Regions from separate parts of the Homo sapiens genome. Here all the other regions are linked to region 4. A link is a contact called in ENCODE Hi-C or POLR2A ChIA-PET data. All regions are on one chromosome and are shown on one strand. The core of a region is the stretch at or near the end of the contact, and the rest is flanking DNA. Distances in the headings are between cores, read along the strand shown. Region 1 holds the start of RASA3 (RAS p21 protein activator 3). Region 2 holds the start of UPF3A (UPF3A regulator of nonsense mediated mRNA decay). Region 3 holds the start of CHAMP1 (chromosome alignment maintaining phosphoprotein 1). Region 4 holds the start of TFDP1 (transcription factor Dp-1). Region 5 has its middle 24 kb from the start of MCF2L-AS1.

Region 1 (6,096 bases), core at 1,498-3,997, 550 kb after region 4:
GAATGACAGCGAGGGGCCCTCAAATCAACCACAGGGGCACCATCTTGTCTGAGCCTTCAAGACCAGGGACTCAGGCAGGGCAAGTCAGAGCCAAGGTTGGCCATGAATGTGGATTAAAGAAAGAGCCTGAGGGGCTCAGTGGCCCCCTGGCACCAGCGCCGCTCAGGGTCATCCTCCACTTCGCTTCTACAGATGGGCTTTCTGCTGGAGCCCCGGGGTATCAGGCCAGCAGCACAGTTACATGAGACTAACCCCAAACCAGCGCACCCACAGGTCACCCTCAGGGTCTCCAGCCCAGACTGCATCTCTGCTCAAATGCAGGAGGTGCCCTGTCTCCCCAGCTACTTGGGGCACAGATACCCCTCAGGCAGCCAGCCCTGCAGGTGACCTCTGGAGGGGAGAGGAAACGGGGACTTCTTGCTGGAGCCACATCCAGAGAGTCGGGCAGCTGGCATTTGGGCCTCTCTACCCGTCCTCACTGCTGCTGCCCCTGGGAGGGTCAAAGGTTCAGATGATATCCAGGCCCCACGTGGGATTAGCAGCCTAAGCCTCAGCTGAGCCAGGGTTTCACTGGCTTGTTTAAAGTGGAGCACAGAGCCTGACCAAGTTGTGGCATCTCCAAACCTCCTTCTCTCCGAGGGATCCTCCAGGGTGCCTGACCCCCACGCCTGTCGGAAGTGGGGCCGAGTGCCCGCAGGCCGGTGAAGCTGCCTTCTGGGAGACTCAGGGTCTGAGTATCTGGTCTGAGACTCTGGTCTTCCCTCGCCCTCCTGTTCTACTTCCCATGCCTTCTGTAAAGTCCTGCCGTGGCCTGAAGTGTAGCCCTTCCTGGAGTACACAGCGAGCATGCTGTGCCGGCTGTGGGCCCCCCACCCCCGAGCCGCAAAGCCCCAGGCCGCCTCTGCCTGCTGCCTGGAGACCTGGCACTGCCCCACAGGGGCACCCACCTCCAGCCCTCCTGCCCCCGTGACTGAGGAAGCCCAGTGCTTCTCACACTCCTCAGACTCGCTGGCTGAGCCAAGCAGCCTTGGCTGAAGGAAAGAGCAGCAAACTGACCCCCACGGGCCGCGACCTTTCCCCACCCAGGCAAGGCGACCTCAGGCACTTCAGGGAGCGCCAGCTCTGGCTTTCTTGTATGAAAGTGACAGCGGATTTAAACCACATTAACAAAAGAAATCCCTCCTCTCTGGACTACTCAAAGCGGAAGTGCTGCCACATCCTAGCTGCAGCGCTTCTGGGCCAAATATCAAGACAGTGTCTCAGCGATGATCCGCAAACCAAAATAAAGCCGACAGGAAACAGCCCGCTGGTTTAGGGGAGCTGGAATGCCTCCGGCAGCATCAAATGTCATCAACAACTGACACTCAGCCCGTTCCCGGAGGCCTCTTCACACGGGAAGAGGCCGGCTGCGAAGTGCGGCTCAGTGGGGGAGAAGGACCGTGGGGACCGCGACACTGCAGGCCCTGGAAGCCTCTCCAGCCTGAACCGCGCTGTGGTCCAGCACACTCATGGCATGAATATGGAACAGTCACTCCAGGAAACGGTCTTGCTCTGGGGGAGGGGGAGGACTTCCACATCACTCTCCCAAGATAAAACAACCAGGGAAAAGCAGATCCCTCCAGATAAACCAGAAGTCCAGACACAGCCTCCTCTCCGGAAACGCCTCCGGGAGCCCACTTCAGAAGCTGCTGAAGCCCAGAGAAAAACCGCAGCCTCGCAGGCCCTGGTCGCCACCAGCTCGCCCGCCACTTCTCAGTGGAAAGGGACGTGGTGCCGATGGGTCCGGGGTCTCCCCGCCCCGCGGGAGCCCTCAGCCAGAACGCCCCACCAGCACACACGCACACATGCACACACACAAACGCGCGCACACACACGCGCCCACACACAAATACACACGCGCGCACACATGCATCCACACACAAATACGCACCCACACATGCACCCACAAACGCACGCGCACACACACCGCCCACACATGGACACACAAACACAAGCACACACAAACACGCGCGCACGCAGGCACAGACGCGCGCGCACAGCAGCAGCAGCGCGCCGGGGCCTCACGCCCCTGGGGAGAAGCGTGAAGGAGCCTCCACATTCCCCGGAAAGGAAGTTTCTGGGCGCAGCGGAGAAAGGGAGATGCCGAGACCCCGACGTCAGTGGATTTGACACCTGAAGTGCAGGCGCCCAGACAGCCTCAGGCGCGCGCACTCCTGCAAACACGCGGGGCACACGCTCGGGCGCACACGCGGACAGACGTCCCTCGGCGCAGGGACCCCACCTCCTCCGCCGCTACCAGGGACCGGGGCCGCTCCGGGCGCAGAGGAGGCGCAGGGAGCCGCGTTACCCCGGAGCCGACTCGACCCAGCCCGAGGCCCGGGGAGGCGGGGAGGTGGGGAGGGGCCGCGGAGCCGGACCAGCCGTTCTCCGGGGAGCGCGCCGCGCCTGGAGGGCGTCTCCGCCGGGGTCCCCAGCAAGGATCTGCGGAGGGGAGGCGGGCGCGGGAGAGGACAGGGTCGGGCCGGGGGGTCGGACGCGTGGCTGCCGGCGGACACTCACCGATCTTGATCTTCACGCTCTGGAAGACCCGGAGCCCCTCGTCCTCCACCGCCATGCTGCGCGTCCGCGCCCGCCGAGCCTCGCCCCAAGCGCGCGCCGAGCCCGGGCAGCTCAGGCCGAGCAGGAGGAGCGGCGGCGCCGGAGCCCCGAGCGCGGCCGAGGGTCCGCCCGCCTGCAAGACCGCCAGTTGGCCGAGGGCGAGGGCGGGGACCGGGAGGCTCCGCCCGCGGCCCGGCCCCTGCTCCCAACTGGCCCGGGCCCTGCAGGGGCGGGGTTGGCAGGGACGGCGCTGGCGGGTGGCGGAGACCCGGGGGGCGCAGGGATCGGCTTCCCCCGAGGCCTCGGCCCCCGCCCCCGCCCCGCGGATTGGCCGCTGAGCGGAAGGGACCCCAGCGGGCTGCCTGGCGGAAGAGACGAAGGAAGGTCGCCGGCGCGGCCCGGGCCCGCTGAGCGAGGCTGAGCGATTGACTCGCGGACGAACTTTGCCAAGAGAAGTTCACGTACAACGATCTGGCAGGGGAGGAATCCCGCGCCCAGCCCCAGCTCCTGAGATGCGATCCGAAGGCACCTGCTGCAGACGCACGAGGGGGGCGGGGACACATACACGCACACACAGCCCCCCACCCCAGACCTCCGGCATGGGCAGGTCCCCCCCCCAAGTCCCCCTGCAGACCCCAGCATGGGCAGGTCTCCCCCCCCCCAGTCCCCCTGCAGACCCCGGCATGGGCAGGTCTCCCCCCCCCAGTCCCCCTGCAGACCCCGGCATGGGCAGGTCTCCCCCCCCAGTCCCCCTGCAGACCCCGGCATGGGCAGGTCCCCCCCAGTCCCCCTGCAGACCCCGGCATGGGCAGGTCCCCCCCCAGTCCCCCTGCAGACCCCGGCACGGGCAGGTCCCCCCCCAGTCCCCCTGCAGACCCCGGCACCGGCAGGTCTCCCCCACCCAGTCCCCCTGCAGACCCCAGCATGAGCAGGTCCCCCCCCAGTCCCCCTGCAGACCCCAGCATGAGCAGGTCCCCCCCCCAAGTCCCCCTGCAGACCCCAGCATGGGCAGGTCCCCCCCCAGTCCCCTGCAGACCCCGGCATGGGCAGGTCCCCCCCCAGTCCCCCTGCAGACCCCGGCATGGGCAGGTCCCCCCCCCAAGTCCCCCTGCAGACCCCGGCATGGGCAGGTCCCCCCCCAGTTCCCCTGCAGACCCCGGCATGGGCAGGTCCCCCCCCAGTCCCCCTGCAGACCCCGGCATGAGCAGGTCCCCCCCCAGTCCCCCTGCAGACCCCGGCATGAGCAGGTCCCCCCCCCAAGTCCCCCTGCAGACCCCGGCATGGGCAGGTCCCCCCCCAAGTCCCCTTGCAGACCCCAGCATGGGCAGGTCCCCCCCCAAGTCCCCCTGCAGACCCCGGCATGGGCAGGTCCCCCCCCAGTCCCCCTGCAGACCCCAGCATGGGCAGGTACCACCCTTACCTCCCTTTCTTCTGTCTCGAGGTCTCCTCCTCCCTGACCTCCTCTCTGAGGAGTATGTTTGTGTGTGTGTATGAACTGTAGGTGTGTATATGAACTGAGACTACACTCCCTCCTCTATGTTGCAAAACTTCATTGCACCCAGTGCCACACACACACCCTACACATATATACACACATACATATACCACACATACACTACATATACATATACATACACATAGACACCACACACAGACACCACACACATACTACACACGTGTACACACATACATATACACACATATACACACACCCTACATACACACACCACATATACACATGAACACATATGTTCATATACACACAACACAGACAGCACACACATATACTACCCATACACATGCACAGACATACACACTAAACATACATACACACACCTACGTGAACATACACAAACACACACACACTGCATGGAGAGGAACAGGAGCTTCATGAAGATAGAGGCCTATTTTTTTCCACTGCTTACCTTCACTTCCTAAAAAGCAGTTCCATGCGTTGAAAGAATGAATGGCCTTTCTTCCCCTGACTGCTGGGAGCCTGCAGCCACAGGGGCCTCTCTCATCCTCAGCCCTTGCAAGCCTGGTGCTCACTGGGGCAGAACAGGAGGTTAAGGCGGCACCCCTGGTTCCAACCCAGAGCCTCTGCGTCTAGCGCTGGCCCTGGGTGGCGTCTGCAGTGGGTGCTGTGGACGCCATCCACACCCCTGCTTTACGACGGAGACTATGCTTCCGTTTGGAGCCACTGGAAGCAAGCCGGCTCCTGTGTTTCTCCGAGGACCAGTGGAGTCCTCTGTGGCAGCCCAGCCACAAAGCTGCTTCTCTGCCATCCCTCCACCCTCACAGGCCTGCTGATAAACTCAACGCGGATCTCGCTTTGGTGTTTGTTTCCAGGCGACAGCTGGGGTCAGGAGTGAATCTCCAGACTGCAGCAGTGGCAGCCAGGACGGGAGCCCCTTGGAAGGAAATGCACTGGCAGCGGCAGGATCTCGGGTGCTGGAGAGTTCGGGAAAGTCACAGATACATGGACTATGGAATCAGGTGGCTCGTGTTGAGGGCAAGATAATGAAAAGATCACCACCTGAAACAAAAGGGTGGCACGCTAACGGGCCTCCTCAGTGCCACATAAGACACTCATCTCCTGTGACCAGAGGAAAACCAAAACACTGGATCAGGGCCAGGACTTAACCGTGTAGAAGGCAGAGCTCCAGAGAAGGCCAGGTGCTTGGCCTCAGAAGGTGTTGTTCCAGGTTCGGGTGCTCGGCCTCGGAAGGTGCTGTTCCAAGCTCTGGACCCTGACTGGGAAGAAGAGAGGCCCTGACTGGGAAGAAGAGAGGCTTGCGATGGGGCCATCTGAATGAATGCACTCAAAAATCTTGAATCCCAGATTCCTCTAAATCTGCTGGGCCTGAAGAGGTGTCACATTTCTGTCTGTTAAGGACAAATGCTGTTTCTGTGCTTGAAGACACTGCAGAGACCTCTGCAAGGCGACACGCCTGCCACCCACCTCCAGCTCAGCTCCTCCAGGTCAGCATCATCAAGCTGGAGAAGTGCTGAGGCTAAAAACTGAGGAAGAGACAGTCGGCCAAGGAGCTTCAGGACCAAAATGCATGCACCAGCATGAGCCAGGGGTAAATGCAGAACTAGATCCAAAGAACGTTGGATTCAGGGGAGGCAGAATGTAGAGTTAGATGTTAGAATTCATTGACATGGGCGCATTCAGTCATGATACAGGGTTTAGCCCCTGGGAGGTGCTCCGTGCTGCTAGGGTGGCGTTTTCAACTCGTAAAGTAAAGCAATGTCCCACATTAAGCAGCTGTCTGTCAGGATTGGAAAAGGCACTCCTGGGGTCCAGGCTCACTGCACCGGCTGGTGGCCCAGGCCCAGACGTCAGCAGGGCTGGAGCAGGGCTTCTCTGGTGCTCCTGCTGGCGGCTGAGGTGCACAGTCACCCTCACCTCCCGGCAAATGAGCACTCCTCTCCCAGTCATGATGGAGAAAACACGCATCTCCCTGACTCACTCCTTAACCCAGCCGCAAACTT
Region 2 (5,205 bases), core at 1,140-3,639, 700 kb after region 4:
GCAGTGTTAACACCAGTGTTTAGGCCTCTGAGAGTAAAAACAATGTGTCGTACTGCCAAGTATTGTTCCTGTTACTACCCAATTCTTCAGTATCTCAGGACACAGTTTATCCTAAAAAGGTGTCCTGTTTGCTAACTACAGTGGCTGTGTTATCGTTAAAGGAAATACTGGGAAGTGTTACGGTCACCAGCTTCAAGTCACTGTCATCTACCAATGAGATAGGGGCTACCAAGTAAAATGTAGCCCAGGGCCACATTCACAGATGGAAGTGTTCAGTTAAGCAAAAGTAAAGTTACATACTAAAAGCCCACATGAAGAAGGATTTGGAGATATTTCTTCCTGCTTTGCTTTGGCTGTAAAGTTCTGTACATGTATCAAACAGAGCATTTCAACAGGCTGGCTAATGTGTAGGAAGCTAGCTTTTCTTTGTGATATAATTTGTCATGTAAAATCATAAGCTATTTTACAAGTGTATTTCATTCACTGTATCTTAAAATTCATATGGTTTTATTTAAAGATAATTTCATCAAACAGCTGAATTCTAAAATCCTACCTTTTTTTCAAAATCATTTTTCAGAACTTTGCAATAACAGGAAGTAAAGAATCAGAAGGGTGTTAAAAAATTGACTTGGGGGGAAAAACATTTGGACATTTTGCTGGCTAGGTTTACGAAATATACACATCCAGCAAACATGTGAGTCCCTTTAGGGTACAGTGCAGTGAAGGGAGAAGTGGAAATACTCAAGGTTCTGGGGAAGGTCAAATGAAGGGTCCCTCACATTGGCTGAGGCCAACCTGGCTTCAGAGGTGTGCAGAGGCACCAGGCCGAGAACAGGGCTTTGCAGTGGTGAGGGCAAAACATGAACACAAGAAATACCCTAAGTTACTGACCTGGTTGTGCCTGGTGACAGATGGGACCAGCTCTTTTCTCCATTTGGTAATTTTGGAAAATTTGGCAGAGTTAATAAAGAAATCCCCTTGGTGCAAGATTGCTACAATAAGAATCTATTATAGATGGCAGATGTGAAGTTCACAGTCCTTTTTATTATCCTAACCTAGTAACATGACTAGAGGTAAAATTAAATATTGAGTTAGATGATTGTTTAATATTTTAAAACCAGAGGGAAGACATACAAATAGATTGAGAGCAGTTTCTTTCTAAAGATAATCAGAATATATCTCCTATATTTTAAACACTGCAGGAACAGTCAAAATTTTAAAATAAATGGTTTCCACATTTTTTTATCCCCATCTCTCCCCCTGACTATATAGTAAAATATTTTATTTGGCAACCACGTTTTCCTACTTTTAATCACACATCATCAGAGCTTTTCATCAGCCTAACTAGTCTTCCTACTCACTGAGTTGTGACGAAAGCCTGGTCTAGGCACTTTTACCACGGCCATGTTTTTGTTAAGATCCCTGCAGACTGTGAACTATGAAAACCAGCCCCTGGCCCCGCTTGTGGGTGCTGCAGAGCCGCGTGTGAACTGCTCCTAGGAAACCGCGTCTCTGGGCAGGGTGGCTCTCGGGCCGTGGATCCGCCTAAAAGCTTTTCTGCCAGTGACGCCCTTGGTCTCTGGATGTGTTCACGCCTCAGTGATTTTACTCTCTGGTTTCTTGTGTGTGCTTGAGATTCTTGAGAGAAAGCGTGCTGCAGATGAAAAATGCAGCCTACATGAAAAAGAGAAGGGGAAAGCCATTTTAAAATAACTTCCATGTAAGTTACTGTAATCAAAGTGCTGCTGCCTGTGTGTTCATAAAAAAATATGTGCAAGGGCCCGGAGCGGTGGCTCATGCCTGTAATCCCAGCACTTTGGGAGGCCGAGGTGGGCGGATCACTTGAGGTCAGGAGTTACCGAGACCATCCTGGCCAACAAGGTGAAACCCCGTCTCTACTTTAAAAAAACAAAAAAATTAGCCAGGGGTGGTGGCGCGTGCCTGTAGGTCCCAGCCACTCAGGAGGCTGAGGCAGAGGCTGCAGTGAGCCGAGATCGCGCCACTGCACTCCGGTCTGGGCGACAGAGCGAGACTGTCTCCAAAAAAATTAAGAATTCAAATGTGAACCCGGCTTTCATGGCGCCCCGGCCACGGAGAGCCTGGGGGAGTGGGATAAAAACGGTGCTGGGATGGGAGGGCGGCTTGTCCGCGAACTCCTCCCACCACGCCCGGACCAAAGCCGCCGGCGCCCCGCTTCCGGGGCCGCCCTAAACCGCGGCCGCCGCTCCCTGAGGGGCCGCCTGACCCGGCGGAAAGCCAGGCTGTGTGGCCGGAGGTCACCACCCCGACCCCGACTAGTCCCGCAGCGCCTGACCCCTTCGTGGGCGGCCCCGACCGCCGCGGCTCGAGGAGGGGCGGGGCTGGGGCGGCCGAGCTCTCGCGAGGTTTCGTCGGGGGCTGGCGGCTGCGGCTCGGCGGAGAGTGCGGCATGCGCTCGGAAAAGGAGGGGGCCGGAGGCCTTCGGGCGGCCGTTGCCGCGCGGGGCCCGAGCGGGAGGGAGAAGCTGTCGGCCCTAGAAGTGCAGTTCCACCGCGACTCGCAGCAGCAGGAGGCTGAGACGCCGCCAACTTCGTCCTCCGGTTGCGGGGGCGGTGCGGGCAAACCTCGCGAGGAGAAGAGGACGGCCCTGAGCAAGGTGGGGACGGGGGCGGGGCGCGCAAACCTCGCGAGGAGAGGACGGCCCTGAGTGGAGGGAGGGGAGGGAGGGGAGGGAGGGGCGGGGGCCGGGCCTCCCAGCGCGGTACGCGGTGCCTTTTGAGCTCCTTGTCCACGCTCCGCCCCGGTGGGAACGGCCGCGCGCTCCCCGCAGGTGGTCATCCGCCGCCTGCCTCCGGGCCTCACCAAGGAGCAGCTGGAGGAGCAGCTGCGCCCGCTGCCAGCACACGACTACTTCGAGTTCTTCGCCGCCGACCTGAGGTGAGGCCCGCCCCGAGGGGAGGAAGAGAGGGCGGAACCCAGAGCTCGGCGGCGGTGGCCGTCTCGTTGCCTTACGTTCCTTACCCTGATTTCTCCTATATGGGAGTCGTGTGAGCTTTTTGAATAAATACATTTCAGTAAAACGTGTCCGTTCCGTCAAAGAAAAATACCACCAACAAAGAAACACAGATGTGGTTTACATGAAAAATGCGGATGATTTTCAGACGGCTAACGCTTAGGAAAGCGGGTGCCTTTGAAAGGACCAGCGTTGCCCGCCCGGCGCCTCCCGGGCTTCCCTGCTCGTCCGCGGACGGGGCGCTGCGGGGCCGGGGGGCGCCGGCTCTTCCTGTGGCCTCCACGCTGGTGCCGCAGCCAGTGCGGTTTTAAATACCGGAGAAGGTCCCCAAGTCAGGAGAGTCTCTCGGCGCCACGGGTTCCTCTGGGAGTGCGCCCTGGCCTTGCCTTAGGGTTTCAGCCTCGGAGGACCGGTTCTGGGCAGTGGAGAAGGGACCTGAGTTCTGCCTTGTAAAGTTAACGTTTTGCGTTTGTTTTTGCTAAAGAATATCCAAGTTGTTACAATTAACTGAGATGATTTGGCACAAAAGTTTTATCTAAAGTAGTTTGTTGTGCCCAGAAAAGGAAAAAGAGGCTAAATTAATGGACTATTGTATTTTTCACTGACCATTTTCACTGTTATCTCTTATTTCAGTCTTTATCCTCATCTCTACTCAAGAGCATACATTAATTTTAGGAATCCTGATGACATCCTTCTTTTTAGAGATCGTTTTGATGGATATATCTTCCTTGACAGCAAAGGTTGGATTATTGGTTTTTAAAAATCTATTATAATCTGTAGGTATACTAATGAAGTATTGCTAGAATATTCGTGCTTTTTAAATTATTATTATTTTTTGAGACAGGGTCTTGCTCTGTTGCCCAGGCTGGAGTGCAGCAGCCGCAATCACGGCTCACTGCAGCCTCACACTGCGGCTCAAGCAATCCTCCAGCCTCCTAGGTAGCAGGGACCACAGGCGTGTGCCACCATGATCGGCTGATTTAAAAAAAAAATTGTGTAGAGACGGGGGTCTCACTGTGTTGCCCAGGCTGGTCTTGAACTCCTGGCTTCAAGTGATCCTCCCACCTCAGCCTCCCAAAGTGCTGGGATTACAGGCGTGAGCCACAGCATCCGGTCTATTTGTGCATTTTAATTAAAAAGTTCTCAGACTAAAATAAGTTTATAAATTTTGATTATGTTACTGTAATTATGTGCAGATATTAAAAATTGAAATTATTTAATTTTATTATTTAATCCAAAAAAATTCCAGAAATTCTGTGTAATAGTGACAGCCTATTTATGTATTATCATCAGAGAATGAAGGTTTTCATGAGTGAGTTTGTTGCATGAGAGAACTTGATCTTTTTAGGTTCTAAAGCTAAACTATTTTACCTGATAGGAATTTTCCAAAATGTACACTGACTTCTATCTTCCTAAACAGCATCCTTCATGACTGTACCATTTATGATAATGTCACCAGGAAGTCACTGCTGTTAAACAGCTTTGCCTGCGGAGACAGCAGTCTTCAACTCTACTCTCAATAGTTCCCTTATCAGTACTTCTAGGGTTCTGCTTTCATCTTTTTCCTTCTCTTCTCCTGTCAGGCTGTCTGCTGTTGTGTTCCTGGCTGTCAAGTTTGTATACCTTTCACAGCAAGTTGTTTTCTGCCCTCCCCTCCCCAGCCACCCTCTTCCGACTCCACGTGTTTTGACACTGATGAGTGTTTTCTTTTTCTCCAATGAGGGGTAAGGACTAGAAAGATTGTTAAAAAAATAAGCATTAGCCAAGCTAGTTCCTGTGACTAGAAGCAAATGTGATGCTTGAACTGACCTTTGTGTTCATTGCTCATTTATTCAGTAACTTACTGAGTTTCCCTTTTTCACTTAAAAAATATTGGTGGGCCGGGCACAGTGGCTCACACCTGTAATCCCAGCACTTTAGGAGGCCAAGGCGGGTGGATCACGAGGTCAGGAGTTCGAGACCGGCCTGAGCAACAACGTGAAACCCTGTCTCTACTAAAAATACAAAAATTAGCCAGGCATGGTGGCAGGCGCCTGTAGTCCCAGCTACTCGGAAGACTGAGACAGGAGAATTGCTTGAACCTGGGAGGCGGAGGTTGCAGTGAGCCGAGATCATGCCACTGCATCCCAGCCGGGGCGACGGAGCAAAAAAATATGTATGTGTATGTACGTGTATGTATATGTGTGTGTGTGTGTAAAATATGTGTAACATGG
Region 3 (5,729 bases), core at 1,388-3,887, 730 kb after region 4:
ATATACTGGGAACCTTTCAAAAGGCCAAATTGGGAGTTTATTTGCATTATTCATCTTGAACTATTTAATATTCTATAACTACAATAGCTTTTTTAACATGATTTCAATTCAGAATAATAGCAGAGGGTGTTTTGGTTTTTGTTATTTCGTCACCAAGAGTTGCCTTCTGCTAGAGTTTTGTTCAGTGTTCAATTGGAATAGGTCTCTTGGGATCATCAACTCATTCTGACACTTCAGGAAAAAACAACTGAAGCAGCCATTCAAATTAGGTCCTGCAGCCACAACGAACCTGTTTCATATTAAGAGTCAGGATCTCAAAAAGTTCTCAATCAGTAAATCTTTGCTATTCAGAGAAAATAAAAGATCCTCTCATTTCTGCATTTAACATTTACAGTTTACAAACTGTTTTCATTGGCTCTTTTAAAAGCTTGTAACTAGGTGGATACTTTTTAAAGAAATCTATTAAATTTAATGAATCAATTTTGCTGCAAAAACAAAACTTAGAAAAATCCTAAAATATTTAATATTGATATTTGAATCCTAGAAATCAGAATCATTCCGGAAATTAACACAGGATCCTAAATTTTGCATGAAAGGGAGGTAGAGCCAGGCGCTGTGGCTCACGCCTGTAATCCCAGCACTTTGGGAGGCTGAGACGGGCGGATCACGAGGTCAGGAGATCGAGACCATCCTGGCTAACACGGTGAAACCCCGTCTCTACTAAAAAAATACAAAAAAATTAGCCGGGCGTGGTGGCGGGAGCCTGTAGTCCCAGCTACTCGGGAGACTGAGGCAGGAGAATGGCATGAACCCGGGAGGCGGAGCTTGCAGTAAGCCGAGATGGCGCCACTGCACTCTAGCCTGGGCGACAGAGCGAGACTCTGTCTCAAAAAAAAAAAAAAAAAAAAAAGAAAAGAAAAGAAAAGAAAAAAATGTAAACACAATATAGCAACTTTTGTGATACAGCAAAAGCAATGCTAAAGGGGGAGTTTATAGCTATAAATACATCAAAAACCAAGAAAATCTCAAATTAACAACCTAACTTTACAACTTAATGAACTATAAAAAGAAAAACTAAATCCAAAGCTGGCAAAAAGAAGGAAATAATAAAGATTAAAGCCAAGATAAATGAAATAGAAAATAGAAAACGATAGAGAAAATCAATGAAACCAAAAATTGGTTCTTTGAAAATGTCAAAGCATTATTCACAATATCTTGAATAGGGAAGCAAGCCAAGTGTCCATCAACAGGTGAGTGGATAAGCAAAATGTGGCATATCCATACAATGGGATAGTATTCAGTGTTAAAAAGGAAGGAAATTCCACAATGTGCTACAACATGGATGAACCTTGAGGATGTTCTGCTAAGTAAAATAAGTCAGTCACAAGACAAATACTGTATGATTCCACTCTTATGAGTAGTCAGACTCAGAGACACAGGAAGTAAGATGGTGACTGCCAGAAAGTAGAAGGTAGAGGGGAACCGAGAGTTAACATGTAATGCATAGTTTGTTTTTCAAGATGAAAGAGGTACAGAGATGGATGGTGGTGTTATGAATATACTTACCACCACTGAGCTGTACACGTAAAGATAGTTAAGACGGTAAATTCTATGGATTTTATTTTTATTTTTTTGAGACAGAGTCTCACTCTCTCCCCCAGGCTGGAGTGCAGTGGCGCGATCTCGCTGTAACCTCCGCCTCCCCGGTTCTATGGGATTCTCCTGCCTCAGCCTCCCTAGTAGCTGGGGTTACACGCGCCCGCCACCACGCCTGGCTAATATTGTATTTTTAGCAGAGACAAGGTTTCACCAGGTTGGACAGGCTGGTCTCGAACTCCTGACCTCAGATGATTCACCTGCCTAGGCCTCTCAAAGTGCTGGGATTACAAGCGTGAGCCACCGCGCCCGGCCATTCTATAGTTCATTTTCACCACAAAAACAAAAATGAAATTCACAACAAGCAAAACTTCAGAAGGGTACAAAGGTAGAGAGCAGTGTGAGCTAATTTTACAGTCTTTCAAAGCATACAGACTGATGGCATCAGCATTAGAGGTGCATGCATTTTAATTAGAATTGTGGTGGTAACATTCATAAAACTGAAAACAAAAAACGAAGAAGATAACTTCTGGGAATCGGGACTTTCAGTGGAGGCGGGGTGATGAGAAAAGGAATATTTACTGTCATCCAACAACTTTGTCTTGTACTTTTGTCATAGGTATTATGCCAGTAATATCCCTGAGAATGTATGGGGCAGGTCTAGCTCTTTTTTTCCTAATAAATTCATTCACACAACAATCAAAACAGCAAGAAAAGGAAGAGATATCCGCACGGCGGCGGCAGGCCGGGGCCGTTCCAAGGGCCTGGCCGGAGGCCACAGGCCAGACGCGGCGGAACCCTCCCGGAGCCGCGCCCGGGCGCGCGCGGGAAGCGGAGGCGGAGTGGGCACGTGCGGCACTTCCGGGGCGGGGCGGGCACGCAGCCCTTCCGAAGGCCCGCGCGAGCCGCTAGTTTTGCCCACGCACTTTTGGCACAGCCGCGCCACGCGATCGGCGATCTGATTGGCCCGCGCGGGAGGGCGCGCGGCGCCAAACTTGCTTCCCGTCAGCCCCCGCCCGTCCCGCGGGAGCGCGCACGCTCGCGCACCCGGATCCCGGCTCCTGCATCCAGTCGCCATTCGGGAGGCCGCTGCGCTGCAGGGCCTCGCGGAGCCGCCCGCGACCGCGAGCCGGGCCCTCCGCGCGGTCCATCGCCCACTGGACGCCGCCCGCGGCCGGACCGGTGAGGAGCGAGAGCGAGCGGGGGAGGGGCGTGGTTGGGGCCTGCATCCCCGAGCCCCGTGTCGGCCGCCGACCTGGCGGGGACGGTCCCGGGAAGCCGCGGGTCCGAGTGAAGGGGGCCTGCGCTGCCTCGCTTCCCACACGGCCCGAGGGAAGGGCCCGCCCCCACAGGCCGGGGCGGGAGTGCGTCTTTGTGCAGGGAGCGGGGAGGCCCGGTGTCAGTCGCTGCCGAGGCTGGAAACATTGCGTTTGAAACCATTGGGAAGTTGAGGGCGGCACAAGACGAAAGCCATTCTTTCTGTTTTAGTTCTAGACTGCCTCCTCTTCTGTCATTATTACTGTTTAAAAATCCGCTATACAGCCTCCAAAGTGGGAGAGGACATTTGTAAACCTGATAAAGAGTTAATGTCTAGAATACAAGAAGAGATGCAACTGACCAACAAAAAGCAACCCAGTTCAAGAATGGGCAAGGAATTTGAATAGATATTTCTCCAGAGAAGAGAGACAAATGGCCAATAAGCACGTGCAGTGATGCTCAACATCACTAACCATTAAGGAAATGCAGATGAAAACCACAATGAGATACCACCTCACACCTGTTAGGGTGGCTATTAAAAAAAAGGGAAATTATGAGTGTTGGGGATGTGGAGAAATTGAAGCTCGGGTGCATTGCTGGTGGGAAAGTAGGGTGGTGCAGCAGCTATGGAAATTGGTAGTCGTTCCTCAGTTCTAGGTTTATACCCCCAAAAATTGACAGCAGAGACTCAGATACTTGTTCACAAATGTTCATCGCAGCATTATTCAAAATCCAGATGTCTATCAACATGTGGATGAAAGGCAAGCTGTGGTATATACATATAATGAATGGACCATTGTTCATCTTTAGAAAGGAATGAAATTCTGATACATGCTGCAATATAAACGAACACATTATACAGTATAAACGAGCACATTGAACACATTATGTTGAGTGAAATAAGACACAAAAAAGACATACTGTATGATTCCCCCTCAGGCACAGAATTGAGATTACCAGCACTGAAAGTGGAGAGTGGAAGTTACTGTTTCATGGGTACAGAATTTCTGTTTGTGGTGAAGAAGTTCTGGAAGTGGATAGTGGTGATGTTTGCACAACGTTTTAGTACTAAACTAACTAAATTGTGCTTTTAAAAATGATTAAATGGCAAGTTTTGTTTTTTTTTTTTTTTTTGAGACGGGAGTTTCGCTCTCGTTGCCCAGGCTGGAGTGCAATGGCCCGACCTTGGCTCACTGCAACCTCCGCCCCCTGGGTTCAAGGGATTCTTTTGCCTCATTCTCCCAAGTAGCTGGCATTACAGGCGCTTGCCACCACACCTGGCTAATTTTGTATTTTTAGTAGAGATAGGGTTTCTCCATGTTGGTCAGGCTGGTTTCGAACTCCTGACCTCAGGTGATCCACCCGCCTCGGCCTTCCAAAGTGCTGAAATTACAGGCATGAACCACCATGTCCGGCCTAAATGGCAAGTTTTTTGTTTTTATTTTTGTTTTTGTTTTTTAATGAGCCAGAGTTTCACTTTTGTTGCCTGGGCTGGAGTGCAGTTATGCGATCTTGGCCCACTGCAGCCTCCGTCTCTCGGATTTAAGCGATTCTCCTGCCTCAGCCTCCCAAGTAGCTGGGATTACAGGCGCCTGCCACCACACCCGGCTAATTTTGTATTTTTAGTAGAGACGAGGTTTCTCCACGTTGGTTAGGCTGCTCTCTGACTTTCAACCTTAGGTGATCCGCCCACCTTGGCCTCCCAAAGTGCTGGGATTACAGGCGTGAGCCTGTGGTGGCGCGCGCCTGTAGTCCCAGCTACTGGGGAGGCTGAGGCAGGAGAATCGCTTGAACCTGGGAGGTGGAGATTGCAGTGAGCCGAGATTGCGCCATTACACTCCAGCCTGGGTGACAGAGCGAGACTCCCTCTCAAAAAAAAATAAATAAATAAAAATGACTCCTTGTGTAAACTATAGACTACTTAATAAATCAGTATTAGCTTATCATTGTAGCAGATATCTCACACTAATGCAAGATGTTAATACAGGTGAAGTATCCTTCATTCGAAATGCTTGGAACCAGAAGTGCTTTGGATTTTTTTTTTTTTTTTTGGATTTTGGAATAGTTGCATTGTACTTACTGGTTAAACATCCGTAATCTGAAATCTAAAATGCTCCTTTTGGCACTCAAAAAGTTTTGGATGTTGGAGCATAATCAGATTTCAGATTTTCAGATTAGGGATGCTCAGCCTGTAGTAGGAAAAACTGGGGACAAGAAGATAGGTGGGAATTCTTGTACATTCCCTTCAGTTTTTCTTCAAACATAAAACTACTTGGAAAATTAGTTTATTAATTTCTTTCTTTTTTGGGTTGGGGGTGAGTATGGAGTCTTACTCTGTTGCCCAGCTGGAGTGCAGTGGCTCAGTCTTGGGTCACTGCAACCTCCGTCTCCCGGGTTCAAGCGATTCTCCTGCCTCAGCCTCCCAGGTAGCTGGGATTATAGGTATGCACCACCACGCCCAGCTAATTTTTGTATTTTTAGTAGAGACAGGGTTTCACCATGTTGGCTGTTGGCCAGGCTGGTCACGAACTCCTGTCCTCAAATGATCCGCCTGCCTTGGCCTCCCAAAGTGTTGGGATTACAGGTGTGAGCCACTGCGCCCGCCCAGTTTATTAATTTCTTAAAGGCCAGGCATGGTAGCTCACACCTGTAATCCCAGCACTTTGAGAGGCCAAGGCAACAAGATCTCTGGAGGCCAGGAGTTCAGGACCAGCCTGGACAACATAGTGAGACCTCATCGCTACAGAAAAAAAAAATTAGCCAGATGTGGTGGCAGGTACCTATGGTCCCAGCTACTTAGGAGGCTGAGGCGGGGGGATCTCTGGAGCCCAGGAGTATGAGGCTGCAGTGAGTTGTGATGGCGTCACTGCACCAAA
Region 4 (6,007 bases), core at 1,745-4,244:
GCAGATTTAGAATTAAAACAGGGTTAGAAAATTCTCTCTCTCTGAAAGAGAGGACAGTTTAATGGGGGTGTGGAATTGGTGGGGAGAGTTTGCACCATGCCTGGAGACTCTGGAGCAGACACACACACAGCTTTTGCGAGATGAAGACTTTTCCTGGGAAGGACACGTTCACTTCTAGTAAAACACAGCACAGGCCATTTCCATGTAATATTTGGGACGGTAGCTGAATCTGGTGCCCACATGCACAAAACAAGACAGTATCTGGCCCCAACCATAGGGCTGAACCCAGCCTCTGGCATGTGGTGCAAGTCAACACCTGAACGAGTGCATCATTCAAAGAACCCTATCTCCTAAACAGCCCAGGCTCCAGAGATACAGGGAGGCCAAAGGCTTAGATAAATTCCGAGGGTTATGGGCTTATTTAGGAAGTTTGCATTTCAGCAACCCAATCGAGAGACTGCAAGGCAAGGCAGTGGCTAAAAATATTTGGATCATCAACCAAAATTTTAGAGGGAATTCTGTTAACTTTTGTTAAGAGAAACGAGGGCTTTCTGTGGAACATGTGGCTATGGAGAGGAAAAAGGGAGTAACTTTTTGCCCTTTTCCTAAGCCACACAGAGCACCGTGAGCATTCATTGCCGCAGTGCCTCGTGCGCGTTCGGAGTATCTCAGTACAGTGATTTTTGTGCAGAAACTTCTTTGAATAATATTAGTTATCAGCCATATAAACATTGTTGAATTATCAGAATCCTGAATTTGTGGGGAAGACGTTTAAGACCCCAATTTTGGACCCTACGTGTGTATCCTCCTAACTGGAGCCCCCAGGTCTCAGGGAGAAGTCCCCAGAGGCTGGGAGGGTGTCACTGTTGCCATCAGGGCTCAAATACTGACATTTAGGAACACATAAAGAATCCCTGTGAAACAGAAGGAACGGACCTAGGAAGATAGGGCCATTTGAGGAACATCAGTGTTCTCTAAGTATCTATTTGTGTGAACCAGCTCGCAGAAAGTGAGCGTTTCTGGTAGTCTTCAAAGAAGAAACGGGTGCTAACTTGTAAGCAGTTTAAGCCAAGTGACCAGAGCTTTAGGGGGTGCGGCGTTGCCTGAGGGGCAGGAGTGGCCAAAATCAGCATAAAACGTGCAAAGTGGGCTGTCATGTAATAATACACCGCACAGGCAGAGAGGCCTTTGGTCAGCTCCTCAAGTCCTCTGTAGATGTTCCTTACCCTCGGCGCGCACCAGCCTCTGCCGCCTGCTGTGGCCCTGAACTTCGGACTCTTCTCTGGCCTAGCCCGCCCTTGGCTGGGGTGCTCGGGCCTGGCCCTAGCGGCGGGGCCCTCCAGGGTGGATTAAGTCTCCAAGACTCCGGGACCACCAGGCTCACCATGCAATGAAACTGTTTCTGGAGTTTTCCTGTCCCTGCTTTCCCTCCCGAGTCCCGGGCCAGGCTGCGTCCGGTGGGCACCGAGGACGCCCAGAATTGTTGGGAATCTGGGCGGAGGCCCGTCGTGGGCTTGGAGGCCACCGGGTCCAGCAGAGGCAGAGGCCTCTGTGCCACGCACGCACACACACCTGCTCTCCTCCGTGTGTCCACATACACACGTCTATGCACACACCTGCTCTCCATACATGCACAGCCCCACACACAGTCGGCCCTTTATGTGCACACACACTCGTGCACACAAGCGGCCCCCTCTCCTCCGTGCATACAGGCGCACACACAGCTGGCTCTCCTCTTTGAGCACACACACTCAAGCACACACCCGGCCCCGCTCTTCCAAGTGCACACACACTCCTGCACACACTAGTCCCTGCTCCCCCCCCCACACTCGCGCACACAGCCGGCACTCTCTGCTCCCTGCACACAAACACACATCCTGACATACCCGGCCCCCTACCTGCTGCCCCATGTGCACACACACTAGTGCACACACCAGTCCCCGCTCCCTCACATGCACACACACTAGTGCACACACCAGTCCCCGCTCCCTCACATGCACACACACTAGTGCACACACCAGTCCCCGCTCCCTCACATGCACACACACGAGTGCACACACCAGTCCCCGCTCCCTCACATGCACACACTAGTGCACACACCAGTCCCCGCTCCCTCACATGCACACACTAGTGCACACACCAGTCCCCGCTCCCTCACATGCACACACTAGTGCACACACCAGTCCCCGCTCCCTCACATGCACACACACGAGTGCACACACCAGTCCCCGCTCCCTCACATGCACACACACGAGTGCACACACCAGTCCCCGCTCCCTCACATGCACACACACGAGTGCACACACCAGTCCCCGCTCCCTCACATGCACACACACGAGTGCACACACCAGTCCCCGCTCCCTCACATGCACACACACGAGTGCACACACCAGTCCCCGCTCCCTCACATGCACACACACTAGTGCACACACCAGTCCCCGCTCCCTCACGTGCACATGCACTAGTGCACACACTAGTCCCTGCTCCCCCACGTGCACACACACTCTTGCACACAGCCGGCCCCGCTCCCCCACGTGCACACACCAGCTCCCGCTCCCCCACATGCACACACACTCGTGCACATAGCCGGCCCCGCTCCCCCATGTGCACACACACTCTTGCACACAGCCGGCCACCTCTCTCTCCGGACACACACAGTCAGAGGCGCGCACAAACACAGTCCCTTGGCCGCCGAGCGCACGCCGCGCGCGCGCACTGCCCGTCCCGGCGCAGGCCCCAGCTACATCTCCGCACGCGCACGCGCACACACGGACACGCGCGCACAGCCCCTCCCCGCTCTCCCAGGGCGCGCAGCACTGGCGGGAGGAGCGGGAGACCGAGGAGCAGCAGAAGAGGAGGAGGAGGGCGCCGAAGGCGCGAAAAGGCGCGCAGGCGCGCTGCGCGGAGCGGGCCCGCCGCCGCCCACGTCACCGCGCCGCGCGCACGTCACGCCGGCCCGACGCTCGGCCAGGGTGAGCCCCGCGTCCCGGCGCCACTCGGCCCAGGGCAGGGACCCCGCCACGGCCGGGACCGCCCGGCCCGGCCCCAGCCCGCGCCTCTCCGCGCCGCCCCGCGCTCCGCACCGCGCCCTCTCCGCGTCCCCGCCCGCGCGGCCGGACCGGGCAGCCAGGTGCGGGTGGGCAGGGGATGCCGCGGGAGCCGCGGGCGGGAGCCGGGGGTGCGGGCGGGACCCCCGGCCACCCCATCCCTTGCCCCGGCCGCGTGTAGGCGCCGCGCGGCCCCGACCCGCGCCCTCCCGCGCCCTGCGCGCTCCTGTGCCTCGGGGACCCCGCGCGCTCGGCGCTGGTAGGGGCTCCCCAGGTGACCGCGGGGCGGGGGTCCCGGGCCCGGCCCTCCCGGCCGACAGCAGCGTCCGCGCCCCACGCTGGAGGTGGGGCCGGGGCCGGGGCCGGGGCTGGGGCCAGGGTCGGCCGGAGCGCGCAGGGCGGGGGAGGGGAGGCCGCCCCACGGCGGCCCGCGGGGACCCGGTTCCGGCGCGCGCGGGAGGCGCCTCGTGCGGAGGCGGCCCGAGGCCTAGTGACAGGCGCGCGGCGCGGACCCCGGAAGCCCACCTGTCAGAGTTACCGGTCAGCCGGGCGGGCGCCGCCGGGGTCTGGGGTGGACGCCGCGAGCCTGCACGTTGCGCCGGGACCCCGGGGCTGTGCCCAGGTGGGTGGTGGGGCACCCCCCTGCAGCGGCGGGAGGGAGGCGCTGCGCCCTGGCTCCTGGGGCTCGGCCCCACCCTCGGCCGCTGGGCGGGCCGTCGGGGACCTGGGGGTAGTGGTGGTGACCCTGCGGGCCCGCGGGCCACTTTTCCGCAGGGGGCATTTCCGTCTGGCGAGGCGACTGAAAATCCTGAGTGTGGGAGTCGGTTTGGCCAGCTCCGCTCTCAGGATGGAGGGTGCCTTTGGGAAGGAAGGTCCGCGTTTCCTTTGAGATGTGTTATTTTTTAAACTTCGTTTTTCATTCTTACTTATTTCTTGTTTTTCCTTACTTTTTTTTTTTTTTTTACCAGAAAAATCATTTTTCTTCTCTGGGAAGGTGAACATTTGTAGCATTGATTTCCCGGATCTGGTAACATGGCAAAAGATGTAAGTATGTTTGCTTCATGCTGCACACGAATGTTTGCCTCGCACTAAATTCTTTGTAGTTCTCTGCCTTTATTTCAGAATGACAACACATAAGCTACAGTAGTGTTTATTTTCAGACTTTTAAAGCGTCTGAAGCGGGATGAAGGTGAAAGATGGAAGGATCTGATCTCTGAAGCTGCGGTCACCACCCACAAGTTGTGGCCTTGGATACCACACTGCAGTTGGGTGGTGATGGGGTGGTGCCTTCTGACTTTTTCCTTATCTTTACCGACTGTGTTAATTGATAATTTTAAATAAACGCCTTAATTAAATTGAGGTGGAGGGTGTTGCAGCACCGCAGCGAATCCTGCATTTCTTGGGGGGCTTCCACATGAGACGCTGGACGGGGGCCAGGCTCAGGGCTCAGGCTGTAGCCACCTGCTGGCACCTGTCTTCCTACAGAGGAAGTTAATTCCACTTGGGTGGACCAAGAGCTAAGGACTTGTTTTGGCCACTTTTTTTCTCAGAAGGATGAGATTTCCTGATTTATGAAATCTGGTAAAAAATGCTACTTAGCCTGCTTTGCAGTTGTCATGAAACTATAGAATATTTTGAAAATTTTTTAAAGCCAGAAATTTAGTCTATTTTATTGGTGTGCGGTTCTTTACCGTGCTTGGTTATGTCAGTCACTGAAACACCAGCTGGATTCTTTAGTGTTTCCCACCGTGCATCGTTTTGTAACTGAGTGAAAGGTGCTGTTGATGTGTTTACCTACTTACCGCACAGAGTTGGAAAGAGTCCGCACATGCTGCCTCTGCCTGAGATACATCTGTAGCGAAAATGCGTCCAGAGTGTGGAGCCCTCTCCGTTGGCGCAGAGGTTTCAGTGGTCCCTGCGAGGCCTTTTGGGGTGTCTGCCCTCCCTGACCTGCGACCAGGCATGTCACACGGCATCCCTGCCTTCAAGCACTGGGGTCCCCTTTAGAGAGGGTGTGTGAGCACCCAGGTGGACCCAGTGTGAGTTTTTGAAGTCATATCTGGCTGTGCTGCGAGACTACTTTTATCCTCTCCACTGTGCTTGTCCGTACCATGCCCTGACCTCGTGCGGGCATGCACTCAGAATGCCAGATGTGGGCATGTGCTCAGCGCGCAAGCCATGTTCATTACATCTCCTCATGGTGAGGAGCTGGACCCAGGGCCTCGGTTAGAGCACGCTTCTGGTGTTGTGTGGTTTCCTGTGTGGTTTCCTCAGATGGTTCTCAAACACGCTTTGATACATAATGGATGGTGTTTTCGGGGCCCTCTTTCATTCCCCCGTGATTTCACTGGCACTGTCTGTGAGCAGCATGTAGTGTGAGGCTGGGGGTGGGGGGCGTGTGGAAAGGTGGTCCGGCTCTGCAGGACCCTGAATGCTCCATCCAGTGTGGGCACCTGAGACGCAGCATTTGTCAGGAACTGCATAGGCACAGGGGCTGGGGGCTCACCTTGCACTCAGGGGTTGTGATCTGAGTTGGGGGTTGGCGCTGGGAGGAGAGTAGGATTCTGCAGCTGGTGAGGCCTTCCCTGCTCAAAGCCTGGGAGTGGTCAGGAGTGCTGGGTCTGGATGGAAAGTGAGGTTGTGAACAAGTCAAGGAATTTGATGTTTTCGCTAGCTCTTTTTTTTTTTTTTTTTTTTGAGACAGAGTCTCACTCTGTCTCCCAAGCTGGAGTGCAGTGACGCGATCTTGGCTCACTGCAACCTCTGTCTCCTGGGTTTAAGCAATCCTCTCGCCTCAGCCTCCCGAGAAGCTAGGATTACAGGCATGTGCCACCATGCCTGGCAAATTTTTTTGTATTTTTAGTAGAGATGGGGTTTCACCATGTTGCCCAGGCTGGGCTCGAGCTCCTGACCTCAACAATCCACCCGCCTTACAGGCGTGAGCCACCGCGCCCGGCCTA
Region 5 (6,012 bases), core at 310-2,809, 640 kb before region 4:
CTACTTAGCAGACCGGGAAAGGGAGTCTCCTTTTCCCTGGGGGGATTTTAGAGAAGACTCTACTCCTCCACCTCTTGTGGAGGGTCTGTCAGGCCCACCCGCAGTTATCTGGAGGCCTAACCGTCTCCCTGTGATGCTGTGCTTCAGTGGTCACGCTTCATGTTCCATCCTGTACACCTGGCTTTCCCTTTTAGATAGCAGTAGCAAATTAGTGAAAGTACTAAAAGTCTCTGATAAGCAGAAATAATGGCGTAAGCTGTCTCTCTCTCTCCTCTCTCTGCCTCGGCTGCCAGGCAGGGAAGGGCCCCCTGTCTGGTAGACATGTGACCCACATGACCTTACCTATCATTGGAGATGGCTCACACTCCTTACCCTGTCCCTTTGTCTTGTATCCAATAAATATCAGTGCAGCCTGGCATTCGGGGCCACTACCAGTCTCCGTGTCTTGGTGGTAGTGGTCCCCCAGGCCCAGCTGTCTTTTCTTTTATCTCTTTGTCTTGTGTCTTTATTTCTACACTCTCTCGTCTCCACACACGGGGAGAAAACCCACTGACCCTGTGGGGCTGGACCCTACAGTCCACCTGTCTGATTTACACAATAATTTATTCTAAGAAAATCTAGTCTAGTTTTAAATTAGTAAAAAAACTCTGTCTAGTTACGTGTAAAACGAAGTGAATGAGTTCAGATGCAGGTAACCAAGTTTTGCCTGCAGGAATGTGCAGCGGGTGCAGGCAGGGACATCTCTTGATGTGGTTCTGCTCCCCTATTGTGGGTGACTTAACATTCTCTCCACCCACCTGGTAGGCGTGGCCATGTCCTACTAAGTCCTTCTCCGCACCATCCCCACATGCCAGCAGAGGGTGCTGTTGGGCAGGAAAGGTGGGACAGCACCCTCGTGAGCTGCTGTTCCATTTTTCCTTCTGTATTTAGGATTGACATGTGTCCAAAGGATATGGTGTGTGAAGATAATGGGGACATTTTGGAATGCCATTTGGAAGAAATGGAAATGCAGAGCCAGGAAGGCGCTCAGAGAGGCCTGAGAGATTTCTAGCAAAAACCTGGTAAACTTTGAGGTGAAGGCTGTCAGAAACAGCTGCGAGGAGCATCCAGCCTAGGGCTCAGCAGGTGTGACTTAAAGGATCGCAGGTGACAGCCCTCAGTGGACTTCTGTCCTCACCATGTTTCCCACTGGCACAGGTGGGGCGGCCACGCCTGTGCCCGCGGCGCCTGTGCTGAGTCCCGACGCTGTGCGCCCCACTCCCGAGGCTGTGGTTGGGGGGTCGCGGTCGAGCTCTAGGGCCCCCGGCCGCAGAGCCCAGGCGCGGGGAGGGCGGCGGCTCCCAGCTCCCGGTCCCCGGCTCCGCGCCGCAGGCGTGAACGCCCAACGGAGGGCGCCGGCGCCCGGGAGAGGCGCCGCCTTGGTTGCAGGGGCCGGGGCGCGGCGGCCCGGGCTTTGAGAGACGGGCCGCTCTTCCCGGCGCGGTGCCTTCCAGGGAGGCTGCGCCTGCAGCACCGCAGCCAGAGCCGAGACTCCGCGCCTTTCAAGGAGGAGGCCCCGTGCAGGCGCCCAGGCGCAGAGGAGGCGCGGGGGGCGGGACCTGCCGGCCAGTCCCTTACCCGGGGACAGACGGGGAAGGCGGGAGCGCTCGCAGTTCCCTCCTGGAGGGACCACACCGCCGGGAGCCCGAGCAGCCTGCGGTGGCTCGGCTCGGGCCGGCGGAGATCTGGGAGCATTTTCTGGAAGCCTCCACAGACTTCAGGCGGACCGGAAGGACCTGGCGGGAGGCGTAGTAGGCGGGGTGAGGGGATCTCGGTGGCAGCGGGGACAGCGCGGCCCCGAGAACTGAGAACTGAGAGGGAGACGCTCTCGGGCCTCTCAGACCAGCATTGAGGAGCTGAGCCCTGCGGGCCAGGGGCGCAGAGAGGGTCCCGGGCCGTGAGGGGAGGGTCCCGGGTGAGGGGAGGGTCCCGGGCCTTGAGGGGAGGGGAGGATCCTAGGCCGTGAGGGGAGGGTCCCTGGCTGTGGGGGGAGCGTCTTGGCTGAGGGAAGGGTTCCGGACCATGAGGGAAGGGTCCCGGGCCGTGAGGGGAGGGGAAGATCCTAGGCCGTGAAGGGAGGGTCCTGGACTATGAAGGGAGGCTCCTGGGCTGTGAGGGGAGAGTCCCGGGCCGTGAGAGGAGGGTCCTGGGCTGTGAGGGGAGGGTCCCGGGCCATGAAGGGAGGGTCCCGGGTGAAGAGCAAGCTCATGACCCTCATTTACTGGGAATCCATTGCTCTGGCCCCGTCATGAGTGGGGTTCGCAGACTGGGCCAATCCCTACAGCGTATGTGTGCTCTGGTGTCTCGGGGCAGCACAGACGTTGTTACTGCTCCATCTGGCCTGGGTGAACACCTGGGTCTCTCTGTGGAGTTGGGGGATGCCGCCTGCTCAAGGGTCGCGTTCCTAGTATGCGTTCCAGGAATGCTATGCACCACCAGTGCTAAGCCGCAGAAGAGCTGTCAATCTGTCAGTCCTGTCCCGCTAAACCTGAACTTTTTTTTTTTTTTTTTTTTGAGACGGAGTCTCGCTCTGTCGCCCAGGCTGGAGTGCAGTGGCGCAACCTCGGCTCACGGCTAATTTTTTGTATTTTTAGTAGAGATGGGGTTTCACTGTGTTAGCCAGGATGGTCTCGATCTCCTGACCTCGTGATCCGCCCGCCTCGGCCTCCCAAAGTGCTGGGATTACAGGCGTGAGCCACCGCGCCCGGCCAAACCTGAACTTCTGAAAGAGCCAGCCTCTTAGGGAAGGCCCTCCACCCTACTTGCCTGGGCTTTCTCTGCAAGCTCTGTGCAGAAGGGAGCAAGGTCTGCCTGATGCCACCACCGTGGGCCCAGTGTTCATGGTGTCCTAATGGAAGCTTTGAAATCACTTTGTGTTAGTCCTGGCTCTTAAGAAAATCGATGCAATGCCAATTAGGCACCACTATTTTTTTTTTTTTTTTGTATAAAACATTTGAGGAAGATGGTGCAGGGTGGGCCCTGAAGGGAGTGGGGTCCTGCCTGGAGCTGCTGTTTAGGCTCAGTCTTGGTGCTCTATATACATATCTACCATTGCAGTGTCATACAGAATGTTCCATTGCCTTTTTGATTTTAAAAAGTGTTTATCACACAGGGGAGTTTTAGGGCAGTGCAACTATTCTGCATGATCCATGACATTATGCACTTCTCAAGACCTAAAACTGCATAACAGGAAGCATGAACCCTCAAGTAAACGATATGCTTTAGTTAGTAATGATGTATCAAATTGTAATGTATGGGCCACCAATGCAAGAAGTTATAATAACTGTGGAAGGAAGTGGGGCAGAGGGGGAGTATACGAGGACTCCCTGTACTTTCTGCCCAATTTTTCTGTAAAACCCAAAACTGCTCTAAAATATAAAGTCTATTAATGTTTTTTAAAGTGCTTATTATATAAAGAAATGATTTTGATTCACTATCTTTGGGATCTTTTTTTATGAGATTTGTTTAAAGTAGTCACTGCTTTGCAGTGATGGCACCATTCTTCTGGGATGCCTTTTTGACCTTGAGCAGCAGTTCCTGCCCTGCTGAGCAGGAAGACACAGTGAGTGGGAGACAAGCCTGGATGCTCACATGGCCTCATGCCCTGGTCTGCGAAATGGGATGGCATCTTGCATCATGGCGGTTCTGTCTAGTGGGAGAATGATAAAGTGTGCCTGGCACAGTCTGTACCTTCAGTAAGTGTGGTTGTCAAAAGCAATAATTGGGTTGGCACTGACATTCATCATAGATGTACAAAAGTAACATGTAGATGGTGAATTGATGAGGAGGGGCCCATGGAGAGATGGGTTTGTGCCGTGTACTTTATTCTTCTAATTTTCTTATTCTCTTTGGGACTGTCCCTGTGGCTTCCATGTGGCTTCAGACAGGTGAGGAGCTGCTGCGTGTTCAGACCGGAAACCTGAGCTCATCAGCACGCCAGCCCGGGCTCTTCTGGGGTATCATGTTTTGAGAATATTTGTCTTTGAAATTTTAAACTCTCTTCCATTTGTATTTGTTGAAATTCTAGAGCTTTTGATAACTCATGCTAAAATTTTTAAATCACTTTTCACTTTATCATCTTTTTATTTGAAATGTCAAAATTTATGTAGGAAGCATCATTTTGCCACCCTGCCAAAGTATTCTGACTAAAACTATCCAAGATCCTCCAAGAAATACATATGACTAAAGATAATGTTTCTCCCTTTCTGATAAAAAAAAAAAAACTATAGTAACTTTAATCCCTAAATAAATAAAACACATGTGGTTGTGACCCACATGAGATAATCAGTAGCTAGATACCTTGTGGTAAACGTATTGCTTTGTTTAATTTTTAAAACCTATATTGAAGTACATGCCTTACTATAGGAAATTAAACATTGTACAAATGGGCTGGAAGTGGGAACTACAAAGACAAGTCAGGGTTGTATTCCAGAGGGCTCAGAGGGACTTAGAGTTCTGTGTCTGCTGATCCAGCCCCCTTGAGATTTTGCTGTGATGAAAATGGGTGTCACAGATGAGGTTTCCTCAAGGTCATTGTTTTCCTCTTAGGTGGTGAAACTGACACCTAACACTCCTTGTTGTCTTAGGACTTCCTTTTGAATGAATTCAGATACAGAACCTGAATAAAGGGTGTATTTAGGACTCGTAGTCAGAAGAGGCACTGTGAGGATGCGTATCCCGTGGCTTTACTTTAGAAACTAACCCACAAAAGACTTCATCCCAGGAAGGTGGAACAGACATACTTTTTCTTGCTCTTCCCAAGAGTAAAACAAAGAACCCTGGACTCAATGTAGGAAGCACACACAGGACAACTCTGAGGGGGGGAGGAGGAGGCAGAATAGTCACGGGCCTGAGGACCCAGGGAGCAGTGGCAGGGTGAGTTCCCAGGGTTTCTTTTGGTCTCGTGCGTCCTAAACGCAGGGCTTGTCTACTGTGGTGTGTTTGTGCTCCTATAACAAAACATCACAGACTGGGTAATTTATTAAAACCAGAAATTTATTTCCTCATGGTTCCCAAGGCTGGGAAGTCCAAGATCAAGGAGCCAGCATCACAGGGTGAAAGGCAGGAGGGCCAGTGAAGCCTCTGTTAGGGAGGAGCCCTTGTCCTAACCACCTACCAAAGACCCCGCCTGTTCACAGCATTGGCTATTAGGTTTCAACGTGTGATTTTTGAGGGGACACATACAAACCATAGCATTCCACCCCCAGCTCCCCAAAATGCATGTTCTTTTCACATGCAAAATACATTTATTCCATCTCAATACCCCAAAAGTCTTAGCTCATTCCAACACCAACTCAAAAATCTAAATTCCAGAGTCTCCTCTAAATAAGGTGTGACTGAGACTCAAGGAACGATTCATCTGATGCAAGTTCCTCTCCAACCGTGGGCCTGTGAAATCGCACAAGTTCTGTGCTTCCACAGTACAATGGTGGGACAGGCATAGGACAGACATTTCCCTTCCAAAAGGAAAAATAGGCAAGAGGGAGTAACGGGCCCCAAGTAAGTCCAAAACTCAACAAGGCAAACAACATTAAATCTTAAGGCTGCAGAATCATCTTCGACTCCATGCCCCACCTTCTGGACACCCTGGGGTGGGGTTGGGCACCCCAGGTCTCAGGCAGCCCTGCCCCCAGGGGTTGCTGGGCTCAGTTCACCTCAGCAGTTCTCCCAGGCTGGGGCTACACACTGGTGGCTCAGTAGGTCTGGAGTCTCAGGGGTGGCCCTACCTCCGCAGCTACACTAGGCATTGCCCTGGTGGAGACTCTCTGTGGTGGCTCTGTCCCTACAACAAGTCTCTGCCTGGGCACCCAGGCTATCCACAGCATACTTTGAAGTCTGGGTGGAGGAGAAAGCCATGCCCCCACAGCTCTTGCACTCTGTGTGCCTGCAGAATTAGCACCACGTGGACTCTGCCAAGGATGACTGCTTGCATCCTCTGGACACCTGAGCCATAGCTGTGTGACCAAGGAGTGC

The links. Hi-C counts contacts between places; a loop is a spot of excess contacts on that map. ChIA-PET counts read pairs that join two places held with the same protein, here RNA polymerase II (POLR2A). Pooled maps may share reads with other maps.
Region 1: a pooled map shows a loop between it and region 4 (21-fold over the local background). The contact joins the promoter of RASA3 here to the promoter of TFDP1 in region 4. A Hi-C loop is called at or near these places in 2 of 37 single-sample maps with no recorded cell type and 5 of 50 pooled maps.
Region 2: a pooled map shows a loop between it and region 4 (13-fold over the local background). The contact joins the promoter of UPF3A here to the promoter of TFDP1 in region 4. A Hi-C loop is called at or near these places in 1 of 37 single-sample maps with no recorded cell type and 7 of 50 pooled maps. POLR2A ChIA-PET finds 5 or more read pairs at or near these places in 1 of 52 experiments (activated T-cell).
Region 3: a loop to region 4 is called in a map with no recorded cell type, with 20 times the contacts of the local background. The contact joins the promoter of CHAMP1 here to the promoter of TFDP1 in region 4. A Hi-C loop is called at or near these places in 3 of 37 single-sample maps with no recorded cell type and 7 of 50 pooled maps. POLR2A ChIA-PET finds 5 or more read pairs at or near these places in 2 of 52 experiments (MCF 10A and activated T-cell).
Region 5: a pooled map shows a loop between it and region 4 (11-fold over the local background). The contact joins the enhancer-like site here to the promoter of TFDP1 in region 4. A Hi-C loop is called at or near these places in 6 of 50 pooled maps.

Annotation. Positions count from the first base shown.
Region 1 is chr13:114,129,876-114,135,971 of GRCh38, forward strand. It overlaps RASA3 (RAS p21 protein activator 3), which reads right to left and starts at 2,748. Exons shown (of 24, transcript NM_007368.4): 1 at 2,560-2,748. The coding sequence starts at 2,614. It overlaps LOC107987192 (a long non-coding RNA gene), which reads right to left and starts at 1,128. Exons shown (of 2, transcript XR_001750050.2): 1 at 1-1,128. RefSeq lists enhancers at 1-585, 624-883, 1,174-1,673, 1,844-2,471, 4,760-4,939 and 1 more and silencers at 2,264-2,923, 2,954-3,053.
Region 2 is chr13:114,279,212-114,284,416 of GRCh38, forward strand. It overlaps UPF3A (UPF3A regulator of nonsense mediated mRNA decay), which reads left to right and starts at 2,390. Exons shown (of 10, transcript NM_023011.4): 1 at 2,390-2,635; 2 at 2,810-2,916; 3 at 3,626-3,732. The coding sequence starts at 2,429. LOC105370384 (a long non-coding RNA gene) reads right to left here and starts at 1,858. Exons shown (of 4, transcript XR_007063887.1): 1 at 892-1,858. RefSeq lists enhancers at 1,618-1,917, 2,371-3,058 and silencers at 2,138-2,407, 2,638-2,817, 3,198-3,407, 5,025-5,205.
Region 3 is chr13:114,311,866-114,317,594 of GRCh38, forward strand. It overlaps CHAMP1 (chromosome alignment maintaining phosphoprotein 1), which reads left to right and starts at 2,638. Exons shown (of 3, transcript NM_032436.4): 1 at 2,638-2,778. RefSeq lists silencers at 1,229-1,523, 2,296-2,975.
Region 4 is chr13:113,581,759-113,587,765 of GRCh38, forward strand. TFDP1 (transcription factor Dp-1) reads left to right here and starts at 2,995. Exons shown (of 12, transcript NM_007111.5): 1 at 2,995-3,130; 2 at 4,016-4,091. The coding sequence starts at 4,080. RefSeq lists enhancers at 844-1,817, 1,818-2,789, 4,767-5,367 and silencers at 2,758-3,087, 3,458-3,827.
Region 5 is chr13:112,942,037-112,948,048 of GRCh38, forward strand. It overlaps a transcript of MCF2L not described here. Among named protein-coding and RNA genes, the nearest start is that of MCF2L-AS1, 24 kb to the right of the region's middle. RefSeq lists a silencer at 1,476-1,655. Within about 2 kb of position 1,560, at least 16 of the 41 ENCODE cell types and tissues checked have a DNase peak (open chromatin) inside an H3K27ac peak, as active enhancers do.